Linked DNA regions of Homo sapiens: all the other regions are linked to region 1. A link is a contact called in ENCODE Hi-C or POLR2A ChIA-PET data. All regions are on one chromosome and are shown on one strand. The core of a region is the stretch at or near the end of the contact, and the rest is flanking DNA. Distances in the headings are between cores, read along the strand shown. Region 1 holds the start of SIK2 (salt inducible kinase 2). Region 2 overlaps DIXDC1 (DIX domain containing 1). Region 3 holds the start of DIXDC1 (DIX domain containing 1). Region 4 holds the start of HSPB2 (heat shock protein family B (small) member 2).

Region 1 (2,743 bases), core at 174-2,673:
AAGTCCTACTTTATTCTACACTCAAACTCCAGTACATTCGTACTAACAAGGGAAAAAGCAGAATAGGACCAAAACTGGAGGGCAAACAAACAGGAAAAGGATGAAACTCCAGGAGGAACTACAATAAGGCAGAGTAGAGTACGTCAAAACCACTAGGTTTTATTCTAAAGAATGGTTTTGTTTCTACCGTTCTTCTAAGGTATTTAATTTGCACGTCTTAAAATAGAGACCCTGAGGAGAGCAGCTTGAGGCAGTGGAAGGAAGGGGGGCGGGTTAGGTAAGAACAGAGACTTGTGAGAGAGTATGTGCGGTGCATTAGAATGTGCAATGAAGAGGGTGCAGGATTCACCGTCAGGAAGCAGTTGAGGGCTTTATGAGTAGAGGCAGAATCTGATATGGTTTAAAGAATGCGTATTACAGCCAGAATGCACACCTGGTACAGTGACAACCCTAGACAAGTAGAAGACCAATCCACCCACCGTGCAAATGCAGAGATGACCATTTTAACCAGTTCTATTGTCTGGGGCATTAAATGGAAATGCCCCAGGCAAGAGATCAAGCTAGCCAGACACCAAATCAGAGACACCCTGGGCCAAAAGGAAGGAGAGGAGATGGACAGTGGCCGTGGGGGTATTCCCAGCCATGGGGCCCTTCCTCGTCGGGCAGGGGAGGGGCGCCGGGGTCACGGGGGCCGCACGATCCCCCATCCGCGGAGCCCAAGCGCAGGCGGTCCCCTCCTCGGGCCGGCGACGTCTCTCACGGCGCAGCCTGGGAACACCGAGACTTCCCCTCCCACCCCACCCCCAGCCGAAAGCAGGGAAGACGCGGAACTTGGGCTCCGGAGCGGAGGCCACAGACCAGGTCACGGCCCGGGTGGGGGGCTCTGGGCGAAATTCCGGGTGGCCACCGGGGGTGGCGTAGGGGAAAGCAAAGCCCCGGCTGGTTGCGTTTCCAGTCGGACGACACTCGGGTCCGGGTGCCCGGGCCCGATCCCTTCGCTGCTCACCGACCCCCTGCACCTCCTGGGTCCTCACAGTCCCAGGCCCGCTCGCCTCCGCCAGTGAGGCGGCCTCTCGGGTCTCCCCGGTCCCACCACTGCGGCCGCCCCTCTCGGTAAGCAGCTCCTCTCCCGAACCCTCGCCTCGGACGCTCCCGCCGAGCCCCGGGCCGCACCTCCGTCTTGGTGATCCGGTGCCGCCCCAGCTTCACCACAGCGAAGTTGCCCTTGCCCAGCGTGCCCTCGATGTCGTAGAACCCCACCCGGACCGGCCCGCGCTGCAAGTGCCTCGGGCCATCCGCCATGACCATGCTGGGCCCCGCTGCTAGACACGGCGGACAGGAGCGCGGGCGGGCGGGAGGGTTGGCAGCGCGGCTTGGCTTGGGCGACGGCCGCTCCGCTTGCTCCTTCGCTCCTTCGCTCCTTCCCTCCCGCTCCCCAGGGCCCAGCCAGGCGCGCGCCGCCGCTGACGTGCGCCGACGTCAGGGGGCCGGGGCAGGGGGGCGGGGGCGGGCCCGAGCCTGGATTGGTCACCATGGCGACCGAAGCACCGCCGACGTCGGCTGCTGGAGAGTGGGGGACGGCGCACGGGGAGGGGCGCGAGCCTGGCCGGCGCGCTCCTTCCGGGCTCAGACGCCCTCCCCTCGCCCCTCCGCCTCACCGCTGCCAGGGGCGGGGTCGCTGCTCGGCCCGCTCCGTTCCTCGGCCTTCCAGGCGAAGGGCAAGAGCGAGCCCTGGCGGACCGTGCGGAGGGGTGCAGAGACCTGGATGCGGCCTGCGATCTCCTTCCCCGCCCCGGCGTTCTCCGCCCACCCGGGGTCCTTCCCGCCAAAACCTCTCACCTACAAGTACAGCGCGTCCTAAATTTGGCACCGGCAAAGAACTGTGGCTGAGCAATGCGTTGCTCACAGGCTCCTTTCTTTGTGTCCTTTTCTCTTCTCGTTGCTATATATAATAAAACCCTCCACGTTTTGATGTCTCCGAGGAGTCATTCTGACAGCAGTGCAGTCGCTTATAGACTCACAGAATGTCAATGTCAGCGCTGAAGAGATCTTGGAGATCACTTAATCCAGAGATTTGGAGCCTCATGTGAGCTTCAGAGTTTGGAACCCCCTAAAACACAGGCCAGTTTTTGCTTATGTGAGCATGTCTCTGGGGAGATGGACCCGTAGCTTCTGTCAGATTCCCAAACGCGTTGGTGACTCTGAAAAAGTTTAGAAATATTTCTCTAATCCAATTTTTTTCCCCAAAGGACGAAGAAGACCTCAAGGAATAAAGGGAATTGCCTAGGTCACACAGGCAATAGTCGAGGTAGGATTATAAATCACACCACGCTTCCAAATGTGACTCAAGGAAACAGGGACAGTGACACCTCACTATTTTGAGATGTATCATATGCCTTTATATCTTGGTTTCTAAATACCATTCTCCACCTAAAGGAGCCAGACTCCGTGGCGAGATGGCTCATTCGAGGGCAGAGACAGGGAAAGTATAAAATGCCCTTGAAAGATCCTGCTCCTTAAAGCAAGGAGATTTCTTGGCTATGTCAAGGAAGATATGTCAAAAGAAAGCAGATGGCTCGAAGGTGCTCCCCCCTTACCAAATCTGAGACAGTTTGAGTATCAGGAATAAATAATGGGCCGGGCTTAGTGGCTTACGCCTGTAATCCCAGCACTTTGGGAGGCTGAGGCGGGTGGATCACCTGAGGTCAGGAGTTCAAGACTAGCCTGTGTGAAACCCCATCTC
Region 2 (2,743 bases), core at 130-2,629, 390 kb before region 1:
AAGAAGAAAGTTTCCAGGAGACTTTTAGAGAATAGTAAATGCTTTTGAAAAGACAATGAAAGATAAGGTTTAAAAAGTAACCACTTGATTAGGCGACAAGAAAGTCAACAGAGACCCAACAAGAAGAACACTAAGCAAAGTAACAGATAAAAGACTGTAGTGGGCTGAGTAGTGAACAGGAAGTGAGGAAGAAAAGAGAGCAAATATAGACTCTTCTTTTAAGAATTTTGATGTACAGGAGTAAGAGAAATAAGTCAGTAGCTAGAGAGCTGGCAGAAGTTACACAGATTTTTGTATTTTCAGATAAGAGATATTTCAGCTTATTTGTGAATACAGTTATCACTGGAAGCATTAGATTAACATCTTAGTTTTCAAGCAGCTATAGATTTATTTGTAGTACTTTAAATAAATACTATATATGCACAAAGTAATTTTTTGGGGGGGAATTTATTGTACTTAAAAAAGAAATTTCTAAGTATTTACACCTATTTATATTGGCAGTTTACACTAATCTGAAGAAATCAATGAATAAAATAATAATAATAATCCTCTACAAACAATAGAAATGACTATTTTGAAACACTGCTAGAAAAGGAAACTGAAACTAATTCTGGTAATAAAATAATTCATTGCCAACATGGCGAAACCCCATCTCTACTAAAAATACAAAAATTAGCCAGGCGTGGTAGTGCACGTCTGTAATCCCAGCTACTGGGGAGCCTGAGGCAGAAGAATTGCTTGAACCCGGGAGACAGAGGTTGCAGTGAACAGAGATTGCGCCACTGCACTCCAGCCTGGGCAACAAGAGTGAAACTCCATCCCCCGCCGCTAAAAAAAAAAAATTTGTTTCATTCCCAGCATAGATAACCTCATCCAAGAGGAAAAGATATCTGGGATCAGAGGTTTGAAATGCTATTTTATTTACTCCACAAAAAAATTTTACATTTCATATTTTTGCAAGTATTTTCAGATTTTTACTTTAGGTTTCTTAATGTGCTTTTAAAAATTTATATGTAACATACAAAACTGTTTCTAGTCAGCTTTTTACTATTTGGTTTTTATAAATTATTAGATACCTTTTGATTAGGCCTGATTAAAAGATAAGAAAACATGAACATTACTAAGCCACAAAAGGCAAAATACAAACTAAAATAGAAATTACCAGGCAGGGTAGCTTTCCAACAAGTTTGAACAAATGGGAAAAAATATAGAGTGGGCACGGAGCAGGTTAAAATACACTTCCTAGCCATGGCCATTAGATGGTGCAAACATTTTGCAGGACTTAAACTAAACGCCTTAAGCACTCAAAGTTTTTATTTTATTTTGAGATGGAGTCTTACTCTGTCACCCACGCTGGAGTGCAATGGCGCAATCTGGGTTCACCACAACCTCCACCTCCTGGGTTCAAGTGATTCTCTTGCCTCAGCCTCATGAGTAGCTGGGATTACAGGCGTGTGCCACCACACCTGGCTAATTTTTGTATTTTTAATAGAGATGGGGTTCACCATGTTGGCCAGGCTGGTCTTGAACTCCTGACCTCAGGTGATCCACCCACCTCAGCCTCCCAAAGTGCTGGGATTACAGGCGTGAGCCACCGCGCCCGGCCTGAGCACTCAAAGTTTTAAGAATATCTCCAAAGAAATTAAACGCCTTGCTTCAAGGAAGAAGTGGAAATTTTTTTTGTGCTGTTTGGGAGTGTAGAAAAATTTACGTATGTATGTGTTTTTGTTGTTTTATATTTTGCTTTTTCAGCATAAATCTTTTGAGCTTCTGTGTTCTTCAAAGATATTTTAGCCTCTCTGAGTCAACAGCATCCTGCCTGCACGTGGCTAAATGGCACTGGGGGTGGTGATGGCATATGTCTTCATAGTCTTAGAACTAACTCAATTGCAGTATTGCTACAGAAACAAAATAGTATAAAAGTGAAGTACTACAAGAAAAATTACATCCCCAAAATGTAGTGTGAAAAATACTAAATTTCTGGTCTAATATGCTAGGAGTCCCTACTGAGCAAAAATGGGTACTTACTTGAGTTAGGGGGCCAGGACTCCCGGTATTCACTACCTACTTGAGTTCTGGGTGACTTGACCCGAACCTGGGGAGCCACACAAAAATCACAAGAGTTATGATCAATGAGAGAACTTAACCAAGAAATTTAAATCATAAAAGTGTGCTTAAAATACTACATACTTTTCTACCATCTCTTCCACAACATATAAAATCTAATATATTTATCCTAACAATAATAATATATATGAAAGGCTTTCTGGTTTCCAGTGCATTTTCCGTATATTTTCTCATCCAAGGCCAAGCTCAATCAGGGGTAGGTGGGAGGGGAAGAAGCGTAAAGGGAGACCCTGTGGGGTCAAGAGCCACAATCTTTACACAGCTACAGTTGCTGGGAGCAAGTATGACCATGAACTTCTTCTCTGGATTGTCATACCATGATGAATAGTCAGTTCCACTGAGAGAAAAAACAATAGAGAAAAACAACTCTAACCTTTAACAGGGTCTTGTATCTCTTCACACTGCCTTCATCTCAATTAAAATTCTTAAAACCCAGCTTTCTCAGGAGCTTGCCTAAGAGAGATACCACAGCAAGAGGGTTACCTTTCTTTCTTGTTTCTTCTGCGTCTCCATAACATGCAGGCGCTCCATGAGGCTAGAAATGCCCTGCTCCAAGCTGTCAATAGTGTGGTGCTGAGGATCGTGGCCACTGAAGCTGTTGCGCAGGCTGCGGAGA
Region 3 (2,743 bases), core at 132-2,631, 330 kb before region 1:
TGTGGCAGGTCAGGCTGCAGAGCTTCTTAATTAGAAACAGGAATTAAGGAAGGAGTCTGTAGTGCAGCTGGAGAAATAAAATCTTATACACGAATTCATGAGAATGGTTATTTCTGGAGAAAAGGCTGGAATGGGTGGGGGGAGCCAAAGGCACTTCAGTCTTGCCTATCAAATGCTCATATTTAAGAAGACAATGTATTCATATGTTGAGTAAAAACTGATTTTAAAAATCTTAAATTTCAGAGAGTCACAGAGAGAAGAAAGAGAGAGATGGAAGGAAAAGGAGCGAGAGAGAAATGAAGAAAGACACAACTAACAGCCTAGGTTTCCCTGGATGCTGGGCTAAGACAACCCGCAAGAGTAGGGCTTAGCTGCAGTCGAAGACGTATGGAGCAAATCTTGAGGGGGAAGCATCCCAAACCAGAATTTCCTGGGTCACAAGAAAAGCAAATGCAATAAACAGAATTGTAAGAGAAACAAGTGGGGAGGAAATGACCCCTTGTCGGCCCTAGCCCATCTTGCCTGTCAGAGTGAGGCCCCAGTTCCTCTGCTCTCACATGGACCGGTGCACGCGCTGGCTCCCTGGACCCAGGACCCAGGTCCCCTCTCGCTCAGTAGCTCCTCTCAGACAACCATGTCCTTGATTGCAGAGAAATCTACTGCCCCGCACTCAGAAAGAGATTCAGACATGAAGAGGGCACTTCACATGGACCATCTACAGTCCCCTGCCCTCTCAAACTTTCTACCAATGCAGTACCACTCCACCCTCCCTTGGCTCCGCTGGTTAGCTCCTGATATAGATGAGCACTTTTGCCAAATATCCAGGGATTCCCTGAGGATTTCCTTGGAGAGAGAAGCTCTAGGGAGGATGGAGACCCCCTCTTCTGGAAGGAGGTGATTTCTGAATTTGTGGTCCTGTCCTCTTGGGCTCAGGTAAGCTACCAGGGAAGGTCATGGCCCAGCTTAGCTGTGGGCAGGCAGCCCTTCTGATTTCTCCTGGTTCACCCATCTGCACCGTAAGTACCACCTTAGCCCCTTTGGGGTTCTGGGGGCGATTTGCTCTGGGGTCCCCAAAGGATGGAGGAGGAGGAGGACCCCTTCCGGAGACTGGGCGGGAGACGCTGGGGGAGGGGAGCTGAGGAGTGGGAGGAGCAGGACAGTTACCTCATTGAAGCCCTCCTGCAGGACGTCCAGTAAGTTCCCTCGGGTCAGGCAGGCTAGCATTGTTCCTGCTGGGGGCTCCCCGGGCGGGGTCTCCAGCCCGGCGGCCGCCGCCGCCTCCTCCTCCTCCCTCTGCACACAAAGGCTCTCGGCTCAGCTCATTGGGATCCCTCCGGAGTCCCGCATGCCACTTACTGGAAACCTAGACTGGAGCCAAACTAGCGGCTTGCACTGGGCATGCTCGCACGGGGGCCTCCGCTGGAGGGGCCCGGCGCGGTCGCGGTTCCTATGGAAACAACTGGGCGCGCACTAGGTTGAGCGGCGCTGCCGGGCTGCCCCCAGCCCCGCTTTCCTGCGGGAAAGCCGCACGGCCAGGCGGGCTGGCGAGGGCGCGCGCTGCACGCCCGCACGCACGCGCACACCCCCCCCCCGCCCGGGCCGCAGCACGGGCGTGTGTGCGTGCGCTACACACACACACACTCACACGGCTTTTAGGCAAACGTGCTGCTGTATGTGCGCGCTGTGTGCATACACACACACACACACATACACACATACACACATACACACACACACGTTGACAAACAGGCGGCCCGGCTGGCGTATGCATGCGCTTGCAGCCGCGCGCGCGCACACACACACCAGGCTTGCAGGCGGGTGTGCCCGTGGGGAGGGTGCGCAACACACACACACACACACACACACACACACACACACTGCTAACTTAAGGCCACAAACGGCCCACCAGAAGGTGGGTGGGAAAGGGAGTGAATCATAGGATTTTCCCCCAGACTAACCGAAAACAGCAACCTTTTTCCACATGGGCCCTGGACAGTGAGGTCAAGCTAAAGAAGAGGAAGCAGAAGGGAAAGAAATAAGAAAGAGAAAGAGCAGAGGAAGAAAGGGGGAAAAGAGGATAAAAAGAACTTTAGTTATTGATGGTATCAGAACACATTCAATAGAACAGTGCTAAACATCACGCAGGATCGCAACAGAAACATCAAGGATGACCAAGCCTTTTCCAAAATTTTCCTATTTCATTCTTTATAAAATAACTGCTAAAATATACAACCCATATTTTAATGTGTTTTAAAATAAATGGGCTTTAATTAAAATAAAGACTGCAAAAATGTCCTGGTGCATTTGAAAGAGGTAAAAAGCTTCCTCAAGTGAAACAGAAAGCTATTCTAGGCTGTTTCTAGCTATTCAAGTCATAGCCTTGATTATTTATTTTTAGGAATACTAGTCATTTGCAACTCAGTGCAAACTCTTGTTTCTATAGGAAAACTCGAAGCTGAAAAAACATTCATTTTACATTCCACCTCGTGATCCCAGATGGAGAGGAAGGGTTTACAGAGCATTAGGGCTCAGAGAAGGTCAGGGCCTTGTCCAAGGACGCAGCCAATCAGTGACAGGCAGCTCAAGGATCTAGGAGTCTACACTTATGATTTTCTGGAAGACCCAGATTCCTCCTCAAATCCTGATTAGTACCTTAGCCAGAAAAGTCAGTAATGGCTCTTATTCAACCTAATGACCTCTTCAGGTCCTTAGAGAAAAAGAAAATCCACCAAGAGCAGCCAGG
Region 4 (2,743 bases), core at 244-2,743, 310 kb before region 1:
CCAAGTGCGAGCTCAGGGTCCTATGACGTTGGGCACATCAAACTGAGGAGCTTTTTGTCTAGCTGGCTGTGACCTCCTCCCTCCCTCCCCATCCCAGCTTCCCGGCCACAGAATAGGGAGCAGTACAAACAAGGCCCTGAGATTTGGGTTTATTCAGCTCCACCCAAAACTAAACCAAGGCTATGACATGTCCCATGGGACCAAACCATACATTGTGGACCATGCACCTTTCCCTTCCCCCAAGGATGCTGCTACCTCTGGAGTGGTGGGCAGCTGCCCATATCACCTTGGGAGGTAGAGAGGGATTTGCTGGGTGCTGGGTCTGTGGCAATCAGGGCTCAACTATGGCTGCCTCCTCCTCTTCCTCTGGATCAGGAGGCGCAGGGAGCAGGGAGATGTAGACCTCATTGACCTCTGTGTCCAAATGTCGGCCACCCCGAGGTGCTTCCAGGTTTAAGATGCCATCATGGGAGAGAGCAGCTCGGACTCGCCAGGGGTCGACATCAGCAGGCAGGACATAGGTGCGGCAGAACTCTCGGGACACGAAGCCGTGGCGGTCCAGGCGCTGGGGGTGCCGGGCAGACACCTCCAGCAGGTTATCCACAGTCCTCACAGTCACCTCGTCTGGGGTAAAGTGGCTCACATCCAGAAATGCCTGGAACTTGCCCTCACTGAGCCTAAGCTCGGAGGCCCCTGCCCTGCTGCCCTCCCCAGCTGGGGCGGCCCGAGGCCGGACATAGTAGCCATGGTAGAGTGTGGGGGTCAGGATCTCTTCTGGCAGGAGGCCTAAAGGGCAGAGAGAAGGCAAGAGGCAGGATGAGGGAGGATGAGGCTGGCACAGGGGCGAAATGGGAAATCTGGAGAGGAGGGATTGGGAAGAGCAAGAGGGGAGTCAGGAGGAGTAGGGAACGGGAGGGAGGCCACACTGTAGCTAGGAGGAGAAGGCAGCTCGGAAGAGGGGAAAGAGAACGGAAAGGAAAGGGAGGAGGAGGAGGAGAAGGAGGAGGAGGGGGAGGAGGAGGAGGCACCAAACGGCCTGGGTGGATAGAAGGGGGACAAGGAGGCACACCCAGGCCGGCAAAGAGCAGGTATCAGCACTGCAAGCACCAAGTGTGTCTTGAGGTCAGCAGGAATGGGAAAGATCTCTGCTTGGAGGGGATGAGGGGTAGTCTGGGGTGGGGGGTGGCTGGTCCCAGGAGATCAGTTAAGCCCAGAGTGGGGTGGAGGCCAGCAACGTTGGGAGGTCAGCCCAGAATTTCAGGGGGTGGGGGTGGGGGGCAAGGGGGTGGTGTCTGTGCCATACCTTCTCCGAAGCGCTGCTCACCCAGGCGGCTCGGGTTGGCAAATTCGTACTCGGCGGTGGCCGGGTGGGCATGTGGCACTGAGCGGCCCGACATGGCTGCAGATGCAGCAGAAGCCCTGGTCCGAGGTGCAGCCCCAACAGGCGCAGCGCGACCCCTCCAGCTGCCCGGAGAGCCAGGGCTCGATAGGAGGTGGGGGCGGGGTCGACACCACCCAAAATAGTGCCGAGCCTCTTGGGGGGGGAGGGGCTGGGAGTGGGGGCCCTGAGTGAGAGCAACGAGGGTGTGACCAGCGCCGCCCGGACCCCTAGTCCCCTCCCCCGCACACTCTTCAGCTGTCGCAGGGGGCCTGAGAGGACAGCTGAGGGTCCTGGCTGGGAACGAGCTGGGGAGGGGGAGCTGGTGGTGCCTGGGGCATGAAGAGGCCTCGCTGAGACCCTCACAAACGGTTTGCACGTTTCCACACCTCATTTTCTCCTCTTCGGTGGCAGGCACTGTGCACCCAATTCCTAAAGCACTCCTGGATTTAATGTTCTGAGAGCCACATAGAACGAAAGATGCAAGAAATCTGTTTGCTCTTTTTTCAGGGGGTGGGGTCTTTCTGCCCAGATGTGGGATCCTCTCCTAAACCCAGGTCAACCCAGGGCACGAGGCAGATGGCTGGTGCTGACATGTTGACCATCACTGCTCTCTTCCAAGGACTCACAAAGAGTTAATGTCCCTGGGGCTCAGCCTAGGAAGATTCCAGTCCCTGCCCAGGCCCAAGATAGTTGCTGGCCTGATTCCCCTGGCATTCAGGACTGGAAAGGAGGAGGAGGGGCACACTACGCCGGCTCCCATCCTCCCCCCACCCCGCGTGCCTGCTTGGGATTCCTGACTCTGTACCAGCTTCAGAGAACAGGGGTGGGGGTGGGTGCCATTGGGTGTGGACAGAAAGCTAGTGAAACAAGACCATGACAAGTCACTGGCCGGCTCAGACGTGTTTGTGTCTCTCTTTTCTTAGCTCAGTGAGTACTGGGTATGTGTCACATTGCCAAATCCCGGATCACAAGTCTCCATGAACTGCTGGTGAGCTAGGATAATAAAACCCCTGACATCACCATTCCAGAAGCTTCACAAGACTGCATATATAAGGGGCTGGCTGTAGCTGCAGCTGAAGGAGCTGACCAGCCAGCTGACCCCTCACACTCACCTAGCCACCATGGACATCGCCATCCACCACCCCTGGATCCGCCGCCCCTTCTTTCCTTTCCACTCCCCCAGCCGCCTCTTTGACCAGTTCTTCGGAGAGCACCTGTTGGAGTCTGATCTTTTCCCGACGTCTACTTCCCTGAGTCCCTTCTACCTTCGGCCACCCTCCTTCCTGCGGGCACCCAGCTGGTTTGACACTGGACTCTCAGAGGTGAGTCTCCCCACAGCTAGGACGGGAGAGTCCTTACTGG

The links. Hi-C counts contacts between places; a loop is a spot of excess contacts on that map. ChIA-PET counts read pairs that join two places held with the same protein, here RNA polymerase II (POLR2A). Pooled maps may share reads with other maps.
Region 2: a pooled map shows a loop between it and region 1 (2.5-fold over the local background). The contact joins the enhancer-like site here to the promoter of SIK2 in region 1. A Hi-C loop is called at or near these places in 3 of 168 maps with a recorded cell type or tissue (Caco-2, GM12878 and K562), 9 of 37 single-sample maps with no recorded cell type and 11 of 50 pooled maps.
Region 3: a loop to region 1 is called in a pooled map, with 3 times the contacts of the local background. The contact joins the promoter of DIXDC1 here to the promoter of SIK2 in region 1. A Hi-C loop is called at or near these places in 9 of 168 maps with a recorded cell type or tissue (B cell, CD4-positive, alpha-beta T cell, CD4-positive, alpha-beta memory T cell and 5 more), 27 of 37 single-sample maps with no recorded cell type and 24 of 50 pooled maps. POLR2A ChIA-PET finds 5 or more read pairs at or near these places in 6 of 52 experiments (CD4-positive, alpha-beta T cell, GM12878, OCI-LY7 and 2 more).
Region 4: a pooled map shows a loop between it and region 1 (4-fold over the local background). The contact joins the promoter of HSPB2 here to the promoter of SIK2 in region 1. A Hi-C loop is called at or near these places in 9 of 168 maps with a recorded cell type or tissue (B cell, CD4-positive, alpha-beta T cell, CD4-positive, alpha-beta memory T cell and 5 more), 27 of 37 single-sample maps with no recorded cell type and 24 of 50 pooled maps. POLR2A ChIA-PET finds 5 or more read pairs at or near these places in 5 of 52 experiments (CD4-positive, alpha-beta T cell, GM12878, OCI-LY7 and 2 more).

Annotation. Positions count from the first base shown.
Region 1 is chr11:111,601,129-111,603,871 of GRCh38, reverse strand. SIK2 (salt inducible kinase 2) reads right to left here and starts at 1,423. Exons shown (of 15, transcript NM_015191.3): 1 at 1,174-1,423. The coding sequence starts at 1,308. RefSeq lists silencers at 658-817, 1,368-1,807 and an enhancer at 1,898-2,037.
Region 2 is chr11:111,995,432-111,998,174 of GRCh38, reverse strand. DIXDC1 (DIX domain containing 1) reads right to left here. Exons shown (of 20, transcript NM_001037954.4): 16 at 2,611-2,743; 17 at 2,029-2,095. Among named protein-coding and RNA genes, the nearest start is that of DLAT, 29 kb to the left of the region's middle. Within about 2 kb of position 1,379, at least 3 of the 41 ENCODE cell types and tissues checked have a DNase peak (open chromatin) inside an H3K27ac peak, as active enhancers do.
Region 3 is chr11:111,935,981-111,938,723 of GRCh38, reverse strand. It overlaps DIXDC1 (DIX domain containing 1), which reads right to left and starts at 1,381. Exons shown (of 20, transcript NM_001037954.4): 1 at 1,165-1,381. The coding sequence starts at 1,224. RefSeq lists a silencer at 1,505-1,604.
Region 4 is chr11:111,911,484-111,914,226 of GRCh38, reverse strand. It overlaps HSPB2 (heat shock protein family B (small) member 2), which reads right to left and starts at 1,493. Exons shown (of 2, transcript NM_001541.4): 1 at 1,304-1,493; 2 at 134-786. The coding sequence starts at 1,397. The coding sequence ends at 332. It overlaps CRYAB (crystallin alpha B), which reads left to right and starts at 2,457. Exons shown (of 3, transcript NM_001289808.2): 1 at 2,457-2,703. The coding sequence starts at 2,503. It overlaps HSPB2-C11orf52 (HSPB2-C11orf52 readthrough (NMD candidate)), which reads right to left and starts at 1,491. Exons shown (of 5, transcript NR_037651.1): 1 at 1,304-1,491. RefSeq lists an enhancer at 89-742.